Regions from separate parts of the Homo sapiens genome. Here region 1 is linked to region 2. A link is a contact called in ENCODE Hi-C or POLR2A ChIA-PET data. All regions are on one chromosome and are shown on one strand. Each heading gives the region's core, a stretch centred on a gene start or an enhancer-like site at or near the end of the contact. The rest is flanking DNA. Distances are from core to core; before and after follow the strand shown. Region 1 has its middle 10 kb from the start of LINC01348. Region 2 overlaps LOC105373210 (a long non-coding RNA gene).

The links. Hi-C counts contacts between places; a loop is a spot of excess contacts on that map. ChIA-PET counts read pairs that join two places held with the same protein, here RNA polymerase II (POLR2A). Pooled maps may share reads with other maps.
Region 1: a map of esophagus muscularis mucosa shows a loop between it and region 2 (2.4-fold over the local background). The contact joins two enhancer-like sites. A Hi-C loop is called at or near these places in 2 of 168 maps with a recorded cell type or tissue (esophagus muscularis mucosa and sciatic nerve), 1 of 37 single-sample maps with no recorded cell type and 5 of 50 pooled maps. POLR2A ChIA-PET finds 5 or more read pairs at or near these places in 3 of 52 experiments (GM12878, OCI-LY7 and activated T-cell).

The regions. Positions count from the first base shown.
Region 1 is chr1:235,057,193-235,062,184 of GRCh38, reverse strand. No RefSeq gene overlaps it. Among named protein-coding and RNA genes, the nearest start is that of LINC01348, 10 kb to the left of the region's middle. Within about 2 kb of position 1,269, at least 9 of the 41 ENCODE cell types and tissues checked have a DNase peak (open chromatin) inside an H3K27ac peak, as active enhancers do.
Region 2 is chr1:234,741,166-234,746,352 of GRCh38, reverse strand. It overlaps LOC105373210 (a long non-coding RNA gene), which reads left to right. Exons shown (of 3, transcript XR_949292.3): 3 at 1-817. Among named protein-coding and RNA genes, the nearest start is that of LINC02961, 16 kb to the left of the region's middle. Within about 2 kb of position 2,407, at least 6 of the 41 ENCODE cell types and tissues checked have a DNase peak (open chromatin) inside an H3K27ac peak, as active enhancers do.

The DNA of each region.
Region 1 (4,992 bases), core at 20-2,519, 320 kb before region 2:
CCTCCTGAGTAGCTGGGACTACAGGCACCCGCCACCATGCCCGGCTAATTTTTGTATTTTTAGTAGAGATGGGGTTTCACCTTATTGGCCAGGCTGGTCTTGAACTTCTGACCTTGTGATCTGCCCACCTCGGCCTCCCAAAGTGCTGGGATTATAGGCGTGAGCGACCGTGCCCAGCCTAGACTGTGTTATTTTGTTCACCCATGTATACCTTTATTCACTCCCTCCTGCCCCAAATGTTATTGAACATCGACTAAGCCAGGCACTCTGCAAACTGTATCAATCTAACTGAGGCTCCATCCCCAACCTGGAGAGCTTGTAAGCTAAGCACTATTAAAGGAGTTCCTGTATGAACCAAATCCTGGAGTCCTCCACACAGTTATTGATGCAGAGTTGCTCAGCATCTTTCATAGAGAAAATGCAGTCACATCCAATCTGTCATCAATAATATGAAATACTTATTTTGCTTATATTCAATATCATCAGAGGATCATTCAGAACAGGTGCTACCTAGATTTAAGACTCTTGGTGCTGTCATTATAATCAAAAGCACCTAACGACAGCCCACACATGCTAATGCAAACATAATAATATTAGTGCTTTTGGTTAAAACACGGCTCAGTGAAAGATTTCTGCAGGCCAGACGTAGTATGCAAGTGAAACTTTATTTTTAAACCCTTTGAGTAGCCCAGTGAAACAAGAATACTGTAATAAAGGTTATGTGCAGAGTGGAAACTTATCCCAGGGGTTTCTCCCACAATACACCTCACCTGGGTAAACATACATTTGCATATCAATGCATGGATTACAGACTTTTCCTTTTCTGAGAAAGAGAAGGTACCCTGTTACACACACAGGAGACCAACAGCCAGGAGCTTTCAAGTCCCATGCAATCTGAGAACAGAGGACTTAGGTCTTCAGAGCCCCAGAGGCCAGTCCTCTATAGCAATCTCTCTCTTCTTTCTCTTAGTGCATGGGGATTCTGTTTTGTAACTCGCCCCGCCTTCAGAGATGGCCTACTCCCATCTGGGAGGCTGTGCTGGCTTCTGCAGGAGCCAGCCAGATTTTGAAATTGCATTTGGAGCCAGTCACTGTAGAAAGGCTGGTTCTTGGAGGGGAAGAAAGGTGGCTTTGATAGTTATTGATGAGCTCACCAGGTAGGAATGGGACCTTTCAAATAGGGCAAATTAAATCCCAGGCCTTGAGCTTGGGGCCTGGGATTTGCTGCTGCTGCATTGCAAAGAGCAGGTGGGCAGGCTCTGGGAGTATCAGATGCACAAAGTACAGGTGAACAGGTAACCAGATTGGTATCTCTGCAGGTGCCCTGAGGCTGGGAAACAGCACTGGCGGGGTGGAGAGGCAGCCTGCAACTCGGTGTCCCTCTTGCCTGAAGCAGCCAACAGGTTAACCCAGGTCTGTTCCTGCAGGACTGACATGCGCTGGTTCCAGCCGATGAAAGCAGATGCAAATCAGTGCAATTTCCTCTGCAGCAATAATTAACCCACGGGAACCTTGCTGGAGCAGGTAGTTTCAGGAGAATGGCACTGAAGATGTTGGAGAGAGATTAGCATTTTTCAGCTCTCATCGCAGTGATTTGCGCTGCATTTTAGTGTGTATTCAGTTCCAACTCATTACCATAAAAAAAAAAACCCTCATACATTAAATTGCTAGGCAGGGGGAATCGACTTTGTTTAGGTAGATAGAGAGCCTGGGATGCTAGTGGACATTGCTGGAGAACTGGCCGTGAAAGTGTGTCCTCAGTTTCCTGATTTGTCATGGGAGGAACTTGGCCTCTCCAACCTCTAGAACCAGTCCAGCTGGCAACCTACTATTCTGTTTCCTTCCTTCCTTCCTTCCTTCCTTCCTTCCTTCCTTCCTTCCTTCCTTTTTATTTGAGATGGAGTCTTGCTCTGTCTCCCAGGCTGGAGTGCAGTGGCGTGATCTCAGCTCACAGCAACCTCCGCCTCCCGGGTTCAAGCAATTCTCCTGCCTCAACCTCCTGAGTAGCTGGGATTACAGGCGCATGCTACCATGCCCGGCTAATTTTTGTATTTTTTTTAGTACAGACGGGGTTTCACCATGTTGGCCAGGCTGGTCTCAAACTCCTGACCTTGTGATCCGCCTGCCTAGGCCTCCCAAAGTGCTGGGATTACAGGCGTGAGCCACTGCCCCAGGCCTGTTTGCTTTTATGAATTGGAGGACTGCCTGGGCCCAGGGAAGCCGCTATTCATCTGCCTAAGCTGTAGCTGTTGGATGACACAGGATCCTCATCTCAAGTTGCTTTGAGGACAAGACCACTTTCTTGGGCCCCTCTGCACGTGGGCAGTCCTTCCATGATGACAGCTGCCCTGTTATGGTGGGATTACTTTGGAGGGTGGATGTGGCCCAGGGAAGTGTGTATTCTCAGTGGGCAGGCCTTCTGTTTTGATCATTTTGTAGCCCAGCATCTAACACAAGGTGCTCGTGACTCAAGACCTTATGTAAAGAGGGAGGGATGAACACAAGGAAGAAAGTTCCCCAGAAATCCTTCCTTACACCTGAACCGATTCCTTCCTATATGTCCTCAGCTTGAGTCATTTTCTGTAGCTCCCTCTTATTTCCATCAGATACTTGGATACATTTTAAATTGTATCCCCCGAATATCAGTGAGAGAAATCACATCCATGATCTACACTGCATTGACCAGGCCATCCAGACAGAGAGCGGGGATGGCTTGTCTCCCAGGGCAGTGGTGCCACGTGCCAGCCTAGAGGTTTCGGTTTACCTGCATGCACCACGGTCCCTTGAGAATCTGTGCCCTTCCCCTCCTGGTAGGGGATGCTTGGAAAGGGTCAATCTGAGGCCCTTGCTTTCATGAAGGGCCTTGAGGCCCACAGCCAGGCTTCTAGAAATCTAGAATTGACCCTGGTTTCCAGAATGACCAGTTTGCATTTCCTTTATCTGCACAAAGAAGCGGATTTCTTGGGGGTCTTCTGGGTGTGAGCGTAGTGAGTGTGAATGCATCAAGGTGCCTAAAAATACAAGGACAGATGCCAAATATAAGCATTTTTACCTTGAAGCTGCCTTGAATTGAGTTTCGCAGGAAAAGTGTATTAAAATAATTCTTAAAAACTTGGAGCTCTTAAATGTTTCTATTTCTGGGGGGTGGGGGATGGGGATAACTGTCTCCACTGCCTGCCTGCCTTCTTTCCTTCTTTCCTTTTTTTCTCTTTCTCCTTTCTTCCTTCCTTCCTCCCTCCCTTCCTTCTCCTTCCTTCCTTTCTTTCCTCTTTCTTTCCTCTTTCTCTCTCTCTTTCTATCTTTCTTTCTTCTTTCTTTCTTTTCTTTCTTTCTCTTTCTTCTTTCTTTCTTTCTCTTTCTCTCTCTCCTTCCTTCCTTCTCTCTCTCTTTCTTTTTTTTATAAAGTATTTTAAAAATCAGCCTGGCCAACATGGTGAAACCCTGTCTCTATTAAAAATACAAAAATTAGCCGGGCATGGTGGCAGGTGCTTGTAATCCCAGCTACTCAGGAGGCTGAGGCAGGAGAATCGCTTGAACCTGGGAGGCGGAGGTTGCAGTGAGCTGAGATTGCGCCACTGCATTCCAGCCTGGGAGACAGAGCGAGACTCCATCCCCCCCCAAAAAAAAAATGTTAAATGCAGTTTCATTAGGAGACCCCTTAGAGCCGGATTGTGAGCACAAATGGAGGTGCTGGTTCCAACATGGAAGGGCAATTCCTGGTTATGAGGGTATCATCCAGACAACCCACAATAAACCGTAATTTTTTCGTACTACTAACAAAAGGCAAAGATAAAATGAAAAAAAAAATCCATGAGAAAGAATGTGGAGTGATCTGAGCATGTGCTTGAGAAGCAGCAGCACACGCTCTGAAAATCAGGACTGCATTTCTGGCTCTGTCTTGTAAGGGTATGTGGCTTTGGGCAAATTACTTGACTTTGTCAAGCCTCAGTTTCCTCATGAGGAGTAAAACCAGGATTATAATAGCATATCCCTCCTAGGCTTGCTGTGAGGAATAACTCAGAATTACATAAAGTGTGTCATAGAATGTCCTGTATGTAGGAAGCACCAAGGCATGGGCGGGAGATGAGATGCCCAGCCCTGAATGATCACAGGACCTCAAGCTGAAGAGGACCTCAGAGGCCATGTAAGCCAGCTTGATGGATAGACCTCAGGGGCCAGGAAGGCTCAGGGTCTGCCAGGGGGCCCAGAGAAAGCTGGCGGAGTTGCTGAAACCAAGCACCATGGCTCCACACTCTCCCCAGGTGGCACGAAGCAAGCCTCGTGTCTTCTCTTCATTACAGTCTGCCTCTTTGTGCAGGAAGATCACCTGTGTTTGAAATGCATTTTGCTAAATAGGCATCATAGAAATTCTGATGCTTTGGTGACTCCTCAAATTCAAGACCACCTCTGTAGCATATGACCCCCTCCAACAATGTAGGAAGACAAAACTGGCAGCTGTGAGACACGGTTTCCATGCCATGATGTGCGAATACAGGACCAATGTCATTTACACAACCCGCTTCTTTTTTTTTTTTTTTTTTAGACGGCGTCTCACTCTGTCACCAGGTTGAAGTGCAGTGGCGTGGTCTTGGCTCACTGCAACCTCTGCCTCCGGCTACACAACCCGCTTCTGACCTTCAGAGCTTGCTGGACTGCTTGCCTTCCTTCTCACTTCCACTGCCACCACCAGCAGCTAGCTTTCTTTTGGGGGCCATTTTTACACAGAAAAGCAAGTGTGTACCCCTTTATGCATATTACTGTGTTGCAAAAAGGACCAGAGTATAGCAAGGCTTTGGGGAGGGGAGGAGTCTGGGTGGTTAGTTAGGTTCACCCTCTAGTTGTGTGGCTTCCGTCTCCTGCCTGATTCCAGCGGGGCCACAGCTGAATGACAGACTCTCACACTTGTAGGTGACTGTCCGCAGAGCTTAGGTTATGCTGCAGTAATAAGCAAGCCCCAAATCTCAGTGGCTTAAAAAAGCAAAGGGTTTTTTT
Region 2 (5,187 bases), core at 1,158-3,657:
TGGGAAGATAAAGGATTATTAAAAGAGGGCCCGGCAGCTTGCAGATTACACCTGCTACATTTGGAGTGGAAAGAGGCTTCTCTGTCAGTGCCCCTTGCCCCCATGGAAAGACACTAATAGCAATCTTCAACCATAATTGTTTGGTCCATTTTGTTCTGGACCAAGTTTGCATAAGTTTTAAGCCTGAAAGTCAAAGAAAAACGAAATCTTACACGTCAACATGGCCTTTCCATCACTTGAAAAAGGCACCCTCTCTCTCTCTTTCTCTCTGCCTCGTAAACACAGCGGTCTTGCTCAGAGCAATCTTGAGCTCTGAGCTGTGAAGAATTGCTGTAGGTAGGAAGAAACGTTGGCTCTGGAATTCAATTAACTGTCAGCATTGCTGTTCGAGTCAGGATGACTCACTCCTCTTCAGCAAATGGGCATGGGGGCTGTGAGCCTCCAAGATTAATGGTGATTGATAAGCCGCTGGAGCTCCAGGACGAAGCCTCCCAGAATCCTTCCCTCACCCACACACGTTTTTACATGAAAATATAATAGATAGTGGGAGAGGATGTGTGAGTACAGAGGAGATGCTGTCAAGAATTTGCCTGTATCCTTTTCTTTTATATTGGTAAGTTTCACTGGATTCTAAGCTACTGAAAAGCAGGGACTATGTTTTATATTTCTTTTCTCTCAGTTCATGTCCAAATTAATGCATCAGGTGAAAAGAAAGGATGCTGTCTGATACCCCATGAGGTAGGTATGAGGCCCATTCTATAAATGAGGGGAAGCAACGTGCTAATAAGAGAAAAAGCTAGGACTCGGTCCCAGAAAGTCTGCCAAGGGTGCCAGCTCCAACCGCTGCAGGTGCCGCCTCTTCACGAGCACGTTACGCCATTTCTCTCTTTAACACGGAAAGCAAAATGTGGGCCTGACTGTGGTGAGGGCATGCTTTTCCATTCTAAATGGCAGCTAGCATGCATTACATGTACAATATACAACAGGAATACAATACGCGGGAGAGAAAACCTTCCCTCCCCTTTTCCTCAGGCACCTGGCTGGTTCAGGCTCCAGTGGCTTGGTTTTGTCGCTGGTGTTGTTAGTTTCCCCCAGCATCCCCATTCATTTTCCAGAATCCTCTGTCCCTCATTGTAGTTTTGTATTTGCAGATACAATCTAGGAAACAATTCAGATGGGAAAAGAAATCTTTTCATGAGAAAGGATAGTAAAATTAACAGAAAGCTGGTTAAACTTACAATTTCCTCAAGTATTGAGAATAAACATGAATCCATGAGAATAAAAACTCAGTATGGATTTGTCCACAACGCTTAGGAGGAACATGTTAGAAGTGCCACATGCAGGCCAGGCGTGGTGGCTCACGCCTGTAATCCCAGCATTTTGGGAGGCCGAGGCAGGAGGATCAAGAGGTCAGGAGATCAAGATCATCCTGGCTAACACGGTGAAACCCTGTCTCTACTAAAAAAAATACAAAAAATTAGCCGGGTGTGGTGGCATAAGCCTGTAGTCCCAGCTACTCGGGAGGCTGAGGCAGGAGAATCGCTTGAACCCGGGAGGTGGAGCTTTCAGTGAGCCGAGACGCACCACTGCACTCCAGCCTGGGTGACAGAGCGAGACTCTGTCTCAAAAAAAAAAAAAAAGAAAAAGAAAAAGAAAGAAAAAGAAATGCCACATGCATGTAAGAGTCCAGGCAGGGTGGTCAAACTGTCAGATGCGCAACATTCGAGGGGCAAAAAGGATGAAATAAGATGCTCTCTAAACGCATGAGCAAGACCAGCTGTCAAAGCACTGGCGCCTTTATTCACACATTTTGTAAACCTCAGGTAGACAGGAGACAGCAGTAAGTACGTGACCTCAGCGCGTGATCCTCATTCAAACTGGAATTCGAGTATCACTGGTCTCAGCTGCAGACATTTCAGAGTGGGTCCATTTGCTCTTAGGAACTTCCAGGGCACCCCAGCACCACTTGTTTTTGCCTTTGTCTTTGCTTTCCTTCCCCACATCCCTACAAAACCAAACAGACTTGCTCTCCCAGCTTCACAAAGAGAAACGGATTCCAAGAGGAAATCACTTCACAGCAAGTGAGCCCTGGGAAGAATTAAAGACTGAGGAGCCCTTGTAATGAGATTAAGGGAAAAATGCTTTTGTGCATCCAACTCAGACCCGTCCTCAGTATGCAGGACGCGAGTGGTGCCAAAACAAACATGGGTATTGTTTTGGGAAGGAAAAGGTTAACAAGCTATGAAAACAAAATTAGAGATATTTTCAAAGCATGACCCTCAGCAGAATGAGTAGAATGCAGTCTACCCAGGCAGCAGCATTCCCTCCTCACTTGACATTTATCCTGCAGCTTGTGGGGGAGCAGCTTCGGCTGTTATGTTCCCAACGGATGAGGAGGGAGCTGCACTCCTTGCGGCGGAGAAGCCGCATCCACTGGGCAGAGGCATAAAAGCTTGGGTCCAGGGGAAAAAGACATCGAGCTCCTTGGCGCCTTCTTAGAGAGGAGCTTAGAAAAAATTCTCTGTGGATCTTGCAGAGCTTGAAACATACGCTTTCATCTTCCCTCTGGCAAAAGCACTTAGCCTGGAATTGGAAATTCCGAGTTTGTTTCCAGATTTGGTCTCAGACTGGCCCTGAACACAAGAGCTGTGTCTCAGTTTCCTCATTCTGTCCATTCAGGTTTATTGGATGCCCACTGTGTACCAGGCTGAGGGCTTCCTGCTGTGGCTCTATAGTGGAAGGGCTTATCCTTGTCTTGACGGGACTCAAGCTCTTGTGAGGAAACAGATATGCAAAGAGATAATTATTACTGCAGTATAGAATGCATATACATGTAATGTTTATCAAATGGAACAGCTTTTAATTGGTTCACAAATCTAGCAGTAATGTGGCCAATGTCAGTGGACATCTGATACACAAGTAGAGTGTGTGTGTGTGTGTGTGTGTGTGTGTGATCGGACACCCAGTACCCTTCCTGGTTCTTTAAGAGCCTGTGAGAGCCCCTGTCCATGTCCTAAGCCTGATTACGGTGACAGAGACTGTCGCTTGGCCGTAGAGTTGGAGCCACAACGATGACATGGTATGTGACAGAGCCGAGATGAAGGAATAGGGAATGGTTCCTTGCTACTCTTCATCCAAAAAAGATTGCTAGTGCCCACGAGTGCCCGGGCTGTCTTAGTTTAATTCCATGCACACAGACTCCAGCATTTAACCATCAGAGTCAGAGATGTTTTATAAACAGAGTCACGAGCCCTAGCAAGAGAGAGAAGCAGGTCAGAGCGTTGAGGTGTCTGCGCAGGTTTTATGAGAAGGCACCCCGTTTTCTCCAACAAGACTCAAAATCTTGTTTGTTGCATTCAAGTCTCAGCTCTTCCAGGGTCTTCCGGCATCATTCTTGGCATTTTAGATGAACTTTCTGAACTTGGCTCAGAATGAGGTGGTGAAGCTTATTTCCAACGTCTTTGTGATTATTTCATACTTGACACCTCACATCCCTGGCTGGAGATCTCCCAAGATCTGAATTGACGGGTTTCATTTCCATGCATCTCAAAGTAGACATACTAAACGGAAGTGCACGGGGTGGCTTGGGCTCAGAGAGGACGGGCTGCGGGCGGTGACCTACCTAAAATTCTTGCTCCAATTATTGAAATATAGCCACGTCGTTTTTCTGAGACTTGTGATAATTAGCCAAGAAATTTGCTGACACTTAAAAGTAAATTTGGTATGAGCAGGTATTACAGAAAAACAATTCTACTGCCCATTCCTTCTTTTTTTTTTTTTTTTTTTGAGACTGAGTCTCGCTCCGTTCTGTTGCCCAGGCTGGAGTGCAGTGGCCTGATCTTGGCTCACTGCAAGCTCCGCCTCCCGGTTCACGCCATTCGCCTGCCTCAGCCTCCCGAGTGGCTGGGACTATAGGCGCCCGTCACTACGCCTGGCTAATTTTTTGTTATTTTTAGTAGAGACGGGGTTTCACCGTGTTAGCCACGATGGTGTCGATCTTCTGACCTCATGATCCGCCTGCATCGGCCTCCCAAAGTGCTGGGATTACAGGCGAGATCCACCGCGCCCAGCCTCTACTGCCCATTCCTTCTTAATTCACAGAAGAATTACCGATAATCTACTTTTTGGCTCTCTGGTTAATTTCTGGTTAACTGTTAAGTACCAAGAGTTTTGGTAACCTAATGTGAAATTAATCAAGCTTTTTATTTCCAGGCCTGTATGTGAGATTTGACTTGTCCTTCCAGATAAGGTATTTACGTTCATTTTAACATAGGTTTCTTTGCATGTATTTACCCAGTCCTTGATTATCTGGAACAAAAATTACTAATCCTATACTGGCTTCCTCTCTTGCTTCTGGGTGACTTCCCTCCTTTCTCCTGCCCATCCCAGTCAGGAATTTCTGTGGTACTGAATATACCATGGCACTTATTCCATGACGTGTCTTACGGGAAACAAGAAGATTGATACCCATTTTTGTTGCCCTGATGAATGAAGCTTACATCTGAAATCTCTTTTTAAAAATTTTTTAAACATTTTTTATTTTAATGCTTCAAATTTTTTATGGTAACATGGGCTGAAACACCTGAAATCTTGTCTTACTTGTTTACAGATGTTCTAAAATATTTCCGATACTCATAATAGATCCAAGGACTTTCTTGACATCTCCAGGAAGCTAATGAACATCTGCAACTCAACATGCCCGAAACTGGGCTCCCTATTCCCCTAGGCTGCCTCCCACCAAACCTGTTCCAGCCACAGCCTTCCTATCTCAGCTGGGAGCATTTCATTCTCCTAGTGGCTCAGGCCCCAAACCTCAGAGTCATCCTTGACTTCTTTCTTTTTTACTCCACATCCAAACTGTCAGGAAATCCCACTTATTCCCACAAAATATATCCAGCTCCACTGTTGTCACTCTGAGCCACTGCCATTTTTTGCCCCTGGATGACAACTGTGACCTCCGATAGGTCTGCATCTACCTTCAACCCACCAGCCAGAGTGATTCTTTGCAAATGTAAGGTAGTGCTACACCTGCTCGGGACCCTACAGAAGCTTCTGGCTCACCCAGAGAAGAGCAGAAATCATTACACCCACCTCCACCATCTCTCCAATCTTATGACCTACCACCTGCCCAGTTTGACTCCAGTTCAGCAGTACTGGCCTCCTTGCGATTCCTCCAAAAAGCCAGAC